Linked DNA regions of Mus musculus: region 1 is linked to region 2. A link is a loop called in an ENCODE intact Hi-C map of the cell type or tissue named here. Cell type or tissue: left cerebral cortex. All regions are shown on one strand. Each heading gives the region's core, and the rest is flanking DNA. Links, peaks and the distances in the headings are about the cores only. Region 1 overlaps Etv5 (ets variant 5). Region 2 overlaps Dgkg (diacylglycerol kinase, gamma).

Evidence for each region. Peaks named below come from ENCODE experiments on the same cell type or tissue, not always from the same donor. Only the 100,000 strongest peaks of a DNase experiment are listed, where the experiment ranks them.
Region 1: it touches region 2 in a loop (3-fold over the local background); 1 of 42 quality-filtered maps calls a loop at or near these places.

Annotation. Positions count from the first base shown.
Region 1 is chr16:22,412,667-22,417,056 of GRCm38, reverse strand. It overlaps Etv5 (ets variant 5), which reads left to right. Exons shown (of 13, transcript NM_023794.2): 6 at 4,083-4,212. Among named protein-coding and RNA genes, the nearest start is that of Etv5, 25 kb to the left of the region's middle. In left cerebral cortex, for the core only: no CTCF peak of the experiment used is centred there; DNase peaks (open chromatin) are centred at 1,691 and 2,529; H3K27ac peaks cover 1,916 bases.
Region 2 is chr16:22,545,957-22,550,346 of GRCm38, reverse strand. It overlaps Dgkg (diacylglycerol kinase, gamma), which reads left to right. Exons shown (of 25, transcript NM_138650.2): 20 at 1,631-1,695. Gm15651 (a long non-coding RNA gene) reads right to left here. Exons shown (of 3, transcript XR_384735.4): 1 at 1,767-4,390; 2 at 430-1,676. Among named protein-coding and RNA genes, the nearest start is that of Gm15651, 8.1 kb to the right of the region's middle. In left cerebral cortex, for the core only: CTCF peaks have their summits at 1,881 and 2,084 (motif pointing right); DNase peaks (open chromatin) are centred at 1,510 and 2,106; H3K4me3 peaks cover 946 bases; H3K27ac peaks cover 2,060 bases.

The sequences.
Region 1 (4,390 bases), core at 284-4,283, 130 kb after region 2:
TAATGTGATATTTTTATTGTTTTTAGGTTGAAAAAAAAAGTATGCCCTCTATTTCTAATGGGCAAAGTAGATACTTGGGATGTCTCCCAGTTCTGACCCTGTGGTAGGAGCCCAACAGTGACTTGGAGAGACTCCAAGTCTCTCCCTTTCCCAGAGACTCTTAAGACTCCGAGCCCAACTCCTTAGGGTCTCAGGGTTCTATGCATAGAGCATTGAACAAAGTGGGCCAAGGCCCCAACACCAACCTCTCTACTGCTTCTCTGAGAAAAACATGATGAAAGTCAAATCTAACTACTGTGATCTTCCTGTCAGCCTAACTTGTTAGCGCTGAGAGAATATGGTCTCACAAGGTCCAAGCAGGGAAGGCAGGAATGAGGTATTGGTGATGGTGAAGGCGGGAGTTGTTGTCAAGGTGACTGACTTTGTGAGCCCCTCTTTATCCTCTGAACACAAGAGTTTTCTAAGGGTAGGTGCTTATCAGCTCAAATAGGCAGCCCTTTGACCATTTCAGACTTCTGGAGTTGAGAGCCTTCCTGAGTCAAATCCACTTCTAACCTTTACAGCCAGCCACATACGTCTGCCATTGTTTATTTACGTAGTCCACTGTGGGAAGTCAAGCATTCTGTTAAAATTATGCAGCGTCTTCCTTCCCTCCATGGGGGTTCTGCTCTTGGGGCAGCTCAGTGTGCTTCATTTTACATATGAGGAAACACAAAAGCAAGGTGCATTCCTTGGCTTGATTGATACCCAGCAGAACTGGGCAATGGGCTGCTTCTCCTGGCTCTCAGGCCTCACCGCTCTTCTGTCAGCCCAGATCTGTGATCTCTCCAGATGCCTGATGGGGGATGGGCATTTACAGCTAAACTGTACCTAGAATTAAAGAGTGAATGTGGACCATGCCTTTGTGTTAAAAGCTGGTTTGTAATATAATCAATTTATACTTTATTATAGTGGGGGTGGTATGGTTTTTGATTTGGGGTGGGGGGGGTGTTTTGTTTTTGAGAGGTTTTGTCATGTAGCCCAATCTGGGCACAAACTTCTGATCCTCCTACCTGAACCTGAGTGTGCCACTGTGCCTAGCGCCACCATGCCTGGCTATTCGTCAAGTTTCTTGAAATTTCTAGATAAAGTTTGATTCCATTACAAGACAGCCAGGTGTAGAAGCCACTGACTGAGGTAGAGACAGCAAGTGGCATAGATTAGTTCGCCTTGTCAGGAAAACTGATAATTTTAATAATAAGATTGTAAAGAGGGAGAAACCTGAAGTGAGAAATTGAATATCACCCTTATCGTTTGCTTTTCCAAATTTAGGTAAAGCAATGATTATAAATGACAACTTTTAGACAAAGAAAAGCTAGGCTTTAAAGGCTATACATAATTTTTATTTAAAGTGGAGTTTGGATATTGTTCTGATTTGGTAGAAAGTTTTGACAGCAGGAAAGTAATAAAAGGAGAGGTCGTGACCAAGGGGCCATCCTGGAATTTCTCACTAACAAAATGCAAATGCAGAGGCTTAGCTTCTTTTTGTATCTGAAAACATTTGATAACAATTGACTCCCGGCTGCCATGATGTCACCATCAAAAACTCATGACAGAGACTCTAATATTAGACTTCTAAATATAATCTGCTAGTTCTCAACTTATTTCATGGATTCAGGAAAACACAGTTGGTGTTATGTAAGAAAGGAATTATGAAAACCAGTCTTCTCCAGTCTGTTGGCAAGACAGCCTTTTCTTTATATATATGGGGTGGAGGTAGACTGCACACATGTGTGGGGTGCATACAAATGGTGGGGGCTTGGGGTACACACACAGGGTGTGAATACATGTGTGTGCCTGTGTATAATGGCATTTGTGTGTGTGTTGGGGGCGGGGGAGCTTTCAGAAGTCAGTTCTCATTTACCATGGGATTTGGGGGTCAGATTCAGTTCATCAGATTTGAAGCTATAAGAGAAACCAGTTGTCTGGAAGATTGTTCAGTCTTCCTAGATAGAAAAGGATGCCTATGGAAATAAGTCTGACTAGTAAAATCAGATCTAAGCCAGAATCTTACAAGTGAGTAGTAGGAATAAACATTAAATCAGAGAAGATCTGAGGGGGTTTAGCAGAACACTGTCTCCTCTGCTTATGCCCTGAGTCTTGTGATAAGGGGGTTAAGTAGTGCTCAGAGAAGTTACCCTACACCCTGCAGGTAGATAGGCAGAAAGTAGCCATTTTAATATTCTTGCCAGAAGGGACAGCCCTCGTGCTACAGTGTCTGTGTTAGGGTTTGTTCTACTTTGGGGAAAGGGCCTCTTTGAAGCAATTTAGTATCCAGGTAAGGGCAAACTTAGCTTTCTGTATTCTGGAGTGTGGACGCACGGTAAATCCTTCATTTTGAGAAGTCTTGTTTTTCTGCCCTCTCAGGCTAATCCTATGCAGAATCTGTAGTGGGTGTCTAAGCACATGGCCCAGCCACGTGGACTTACCTCATGAATTCAGGAGAAGCCATTAGCATTGTCTTAGTCCATTTTCTGTTGCTGTAACAGGATAACCCAGCCTGGGTAATTTATGAAGAGTACATAAATATACGTGTGTGACTATAAGTCTGTCCATGTGTAGTTTGTAAAGTTTATTTTGGTTCTGGTTCTGGACACCGAGGAGCATCTGCTGAAGTCTTTATGCAAAGCAGAGGGAACGGGGAGTGCATGGGAAGAGACGAGACAGTGAAGCACACTCATGGAAGTGAAGAACGGGCTGGAGAGATAGCTTAGCGGTTAAGAGCACTGGCTGCTCCTCTAGAGGTCCCAAGTTCAATTCCCAGCACCCAGGTGGCAGCTTAAGATGTCTGCAATTCCAGTTTCATGGGGGTCTGACACCCTCATACAGACAATCGGTCAGAACACCAGTGAACATGAAATTAAAAAACAAAAGTGGAGACCCTGCTTCGTCTCTTCATGACCCAGACACCTCCCTTCAGTGTGGTTACATTGGGAAACAGTTTCAAGGGGAACAAACCATCACTGGGTACCACGACTTCTTATGGAAGCCTGCCCTTCCTGATAGGCTGCTGGGAATGGCTGGGAGCAGATACTGTGGACACAAAGTTCCCCACAGACTTCCTAGGTGGTCAGCCTTGGCCCAGAGGGCCACCAAGTTGGTTTTGTCTTTCGCTCTCAAGTGTTTTGTAATTCCCCTAAGCCTGCGTGGTCCTTACTCAGAACTACTATTTAGTGACACTTGAGAAAAGACTTTGAAAATCATATTTAACTTGGAAAGATGCTTCTGTATAAGGCACATATTGCAGCTAGGTGGTGTGGTATGGTGCTGGCGCACGTCTTAGTACAGCACTTGGGAGGCAGAGGCAGGCGGATCTCTGAGTGTGAGGCCAGCCTGGTCTACAAAGTGAGTTCCAGGACAGCCAGGGCTATACAGAGAAACCCTGTCTCGAAAAACCAAAACCAACCAACCAAAACAAAACAAAAATCCCAAAGGTGTTGATGAAATAAAAGACAACAGAGCCCTAAGAAGTGTGAACACCCAGAATCCTGTCTCCAAAAGGAGAAAACAACCCAAACTGTGGTGGCAGGCTTCAAATGGCTGTGGCAACACTTTTCTCTTTGCCCCACACCCAACCCAAAGACAGGGTTTCTCCTCATAGCCCTGGCTGTTCTAGAACTCACTCTATAAACCAGGCTAGTCTCACACTCAGAGAAATCCACCTGCCTCTGCCTCCCAAGTGCTGGGATTAAAGGCACGTGCCACCACTGCCCAGCACCTTTGGGGTTTTTCAAGTCTTCAGAAACTGGGAAACAAGACTCATGATTAAAGAAATTGGGCTGGGAGGGCCCTCATTTAAAATGTCCTGGGGTGATTTTTAAGGAGTTCACTATGTATCTCAGGCTAGCCACAAGCTCACCCTAAGCGCTTAGGTTGCAAGCATTCCGCTGAGGGACCTTAATCGGTTTTTAACAAAAGGTTGCATATTTAGGTGGGGCGGGTTTTCTTGACCTTGAGCTGTAAGAGCTACCTGCTGGGGAAGTTTGTGGGAAGAAGAGTGATTTAGTGAATAAATGCTGTCCCCCCCCCCCTTCTGATTTCAGTGGTGCTTCATGCTCCACCTCCCACCAAGATCAAACGGGAGCTGCACAGCCCCTCCTCCGAGTTGTCGTCCTGTAGCCACGAGCAGGCTCTTGGTGCTAAGTATGGAGAAAAGTGCCTCTACAACTATTGGTAAGGATTGGAGTGGAGACCTAGGGTGGCGGGGGTGGGTGGATGGCATGGAGAGCCTTGCAGAAAAAGGCTCTGGGCACAGCATCAGAAGTATCTATCAGGCCCTAGGGCAGAGCGTCGCCGCCCTGTGGTGTAAGCTTCTAGGTCTAGCTCATTCCACTGAGCCCATTTTATGCTA
Region 2 (4,390 bases), core at 290-4,289:
GGTCAGGCCCAAAAGGTTGAGAACTGCTGGTATACATAGTGAGTTCCAGGCCAGCTAGAACCACATGGTAAGAGCTGTCTTAGAAGAAAGAGGGAGAGAAGGAGGGAAAGAGAAAGAGAGAGAGAGAGAGAGAGAGAGAGAGAGAGGAGAAAGGGGAAAAGAAGGAAAGAAGGAAGAGAGGAAACGAAAAGGGAAGAGAGGGGAAGAGGGAATATACATTAGCTAAAAATCTGCTCTATGAACTTTTATTTTTGGCTCTCCAGAATTTTAAGAATCTTTTGAACACGGAGTCTAATAAAGAGATTTTTGTTGGTTATTTATTTGTTGATTGTTGGTTGTTAGGTAGGCGTGTGAGTGGGTAGGTTCATTGAGATATAGTACCACCTTGTAGTCCAGGCTAGCCTTGAACTCTAAATCCTCCTGCCTCACTCTATCCACATGCTGAGACTACAGGGATACCCCAGCATCCCCAGAGATTTCTGATTGGCTGCTGCAGTCACTTCTGGGCAAATCTAAATCAGCTCCTTGTTTCTGGGCTGTCCTGTCTCCAACCAATTAGTTAGTTAATTTCGAGTGTTCAGCATCTGCCTCCACAGTGCTCGATTGGGACTGTGTGATAAGGGGGCAGTACACACTCTTCTGCTGGGCTCGTTAGGAGGTGCAGGAGGCTAAGAGTGAAGAACCGAGTTCAGCTTGGATCCTATTCTGGCCTATAGGTCCTGGAGCCCCACCATGTCAACACCAGTCACAACCATGAGCACTCACAGATAGCTGTAATGGGAGTGTGGGATGCAGATAGGACTCTGGGCTGGACTCTGGTTCCAACCTGAGAAATGGGACACCCAGAAACACAGTGTCATGGAGCGTCGTGGTGAGTTCTGTGGTACAGATAGCCAGCCATGCAGCCAAAGTGGGGGGTGGGGCAACAGATTGGATAGGAAAGGATCAAGATTGTCGCTAGCTTCAGAGGCAGTCCTGTGGATAGAATGATTAATAGGCAGAAGTTAGACGTTTAATACACTTTTGTTGTCTGCTAAACGCACTATCCAGTACTATTGTTAATTGTTTTGGGTGAAACAGACAACAAAGAGTTAATACCAGCGACAGCTTTGGGTTTGATAATGTGCTGTTATATAAGATGTTATCATCGCTGGACGCTGGGTGAGTGGGACATGAGAAAAAGTACTATTTTTGCAACTTCTCATGAAATAGTCCTCACTTTATGTCACCACCCATCACCACACCACACCACACCACACCACACCACACCACACCACACCACACCTCACCACACCTCACCCACTCCTCACTGGCTTCTGGCTTCACCTGAGGAGAGCCCCTCACTCTTCTCTTTAGAGCCTGCTCTTGCCTGTGTTTACAAAGGCTGAACTGTGGCCACTCACTGGGCTTGAGATACTGTGATGAGTGCCAGGCTCTGAGGCAACCAAGTGAGGCTCTCAAAGGACGGAGTGGTGGCACTAGCTTACGCCTGGACGCGGTGCTGTGCCCCTATGATTTGGAGTCTCTGGAATCTGGGCCTTCCAGGGGCATATATGTGTGTCTTCCCACCATACCTCATGGCCACAATCACTAACCAGGCTTTTCTTGCCTTCTTTTCTTCCGTTTCCAGGATGCTTCAATTGCACACAGATTCCATATGATGAGAGAGAAACACCCTGAAAAATTCAACAGCAGGTAAGCGAGCTCGCTGGCTGCCGTGGTGGCACCCCGCCTGCCCGGCACTGCAGCCAGTGCGGGCCTCCCACCTGCTACCACGGAAATGTCCTTGGCCTGGGTCGACCGCCAGGGGACTTCGCTTTCCTGCCACGTTGCCGGAAGGAGGGTTTCCATTTCTAAGAAGGAAAAAAAAAAAAAAATGTCAGAAACCTGCCACAGCCTAGCTGCCGGTCCCCTCCCGCAGGAACTGAACAGAGGGAGGGGTCTGGGACGGCATGAGTGGCAGGGAGCCTGCCTTTGGCCTCCTGGAACCCCTCCAGGAACTTAGAGGTTTCCTCTCAAAAGCCAGCGTCTCGCAGGGGATTGGGGGAGCGAAAGGCTCTGCTAGGGTCTTAGACCCGAGAAGGTGCCAGGCACTCTCCTGGACAGCAGAGGGCAGCAGTGAGGTCCCTACAATGCTGTGACCATCGAGGGCATCACAGCGGCTTCCTATTGGCTCCTGCATGCCTGGAGATTGGGTTCAAACTGGAAAGAAAAGAGAAAACCAAATCCATTGCAAGAGAACCCAAATCTGTCTTGCAAAGCGAATGAAATTTACCAGAACCGCGAGGTAACTGGCAAACAATTACCATGGAGTTGTCCATTTTCCTTTTCTTGCTCATTTCTCTCTCTTCTATGACGCTATCGTCTTTGTTGTACTGATTTGAAGATCATGCCTGGATTCCACGCCTAGCCCCAGGCAGGTGGGCAGCAGTGGGATAATGACTTGGGCTTGATCTTTGAACCTCACGGGTTGCTATTGCGTGAGGCCGCAGAATTCTCCTCAAAGCAGAAGTTCGGGTGTTATTTGAGGACATTTCCCTACCAGCTCAGCCCCTGACTCCACAGCCTGGGAGCTATACCAGGAAGAGGCTGAGAACAGTGAGGTAATGTCAAACCCGGATCTAACAGCATCTGAACTGTATTAGGGTGACATTCGGTCTCACTCAGACCCTGGACCCACAGCATACTACAAACATGTCTTGCCAGCCCTTGTTGTCTATAGTCACCAATGGGCAATGACAACCCTTCCTCCACCTCATCACCCCCGGGCATGCATGCAACCACTATTTTTAAACCACTATCATATTTTATTAAAGTATTTACATGGAAGAGTCCTATTTACACTGGGAAAGTAGGCAAGCTTTAAGATGTTTAAAAGTCAAATACAAATTTGTTAATGACAAGAAAAGATGACAGGCATAAAACCCAAGTTCAGTTGTGCCCAAAGCTTTGAGATCATTGGTATTGTGACTATTGAGAGTCTGCACCCTTAGCAGGCATGTGGTGTAGGCTCAGAGATAAGTAGGTGCCAGAAGGAACCTTTCTCAAGAGACCAGATCTCCTGACAATAGGTAGTTTACGTGCTGGTTTCGAAGCTTCTTGTTTCGCCTCTTCAAGTCTTTTTCTGAGGTGACCTTGAGCTCCATTGATGGGCCAGGCAGCATGGAGTGGTGGCCTTTTGAGAATAACCACTTTGGGGGATTTCTCTTTGTGTCCCAACTCTGGGCCAGCTCGTTTCTTCCTTGATGTTCAAGGATGCTGTGTCCATAGGCTCCCCTTCTCCGCTGTCTGAGGACCTGGCCTGGCACGCTGCTGTTGTTACTAAGCTGTTTCAGGACCGCCCGCCCAGCTTGGTCCTCTTGGTGCCTGGACAGTCCTTCCCTTTAGAAGTGGTGCTCATACGGGAACAGGCCCTTCTTGATCATCTACATAGGATGTGTGGAGGTGTGCTGTGGCCTCTTCAGGAAGTGGCCCCGACTTGAACCTTTTGGCAGAAGTCTGCCTGTTTCCCACACAAATAATATTTATTTCTGCCTCGTCCATCCTCTTGTTCTTCCTCTACAAAAAGAACCAAACCTGTGTCCTCTCTTCTCCCAGAAAGGCAGACAGATGCTCATCCCAGTGGAATAGCAGCCTCAGGACTGCTTTTGGAAAAAAAGTGAACAAAACAACAACAACAAAAAATCTCTCATTCTACCCATTCTACAGACTTTTAGTGTCTTCTTTACACCCAATACCCTCACAGGTTCTCAGGTGCATGTGTCTGGGAAACCCATGGGTTCTGCTCATTCACTCATTCACTTCCTCACTCTCTCATTCATACATTCACTCACTTACCCACTTACCTGCTCATCCACTCACTCACTCATTCACTTGCTCATTCATTCATTCACTCATTGGCTTGTTCACTCATTCATTCACTCACTCATTTGTTCATTTGCTCACTCACTCATTCACTCACTCGCTCAAAAACATCTTTTGAAAATATACTGGAGACTACATGCTATTAAGTGTTTGGGACAGATGACCCAGAACTCACTGCCCGCTGCCCTCTGCAACCCCACTGGAAACAGACTGAAAAGCAGGGTGATTACCAGTGTGTATGAAGTGATGTGTCTGCACAGAGGAGACCTAAGAGAACACAAAGCAAGAAAATGGAGCTGGCATGGAGGGCTTTCTAATGGCAAAGATGCCACATCGGGGATAAAAAAAAAAAAAATCAAGAATACGTTTTTTACAACTTGATAAAAAAAAGAAGGGCTGTCCGCAGAGAGAAAACCAGATGTGCCTGAACATAAAGTGCTAAGGCACAGCGTGCGAGGGAAGAAGCCCTTGGCGCAGCTGTTGCACGGACTCTTGCTGTGGGAAGGAAGTCAGCTCTGTTGTTTTT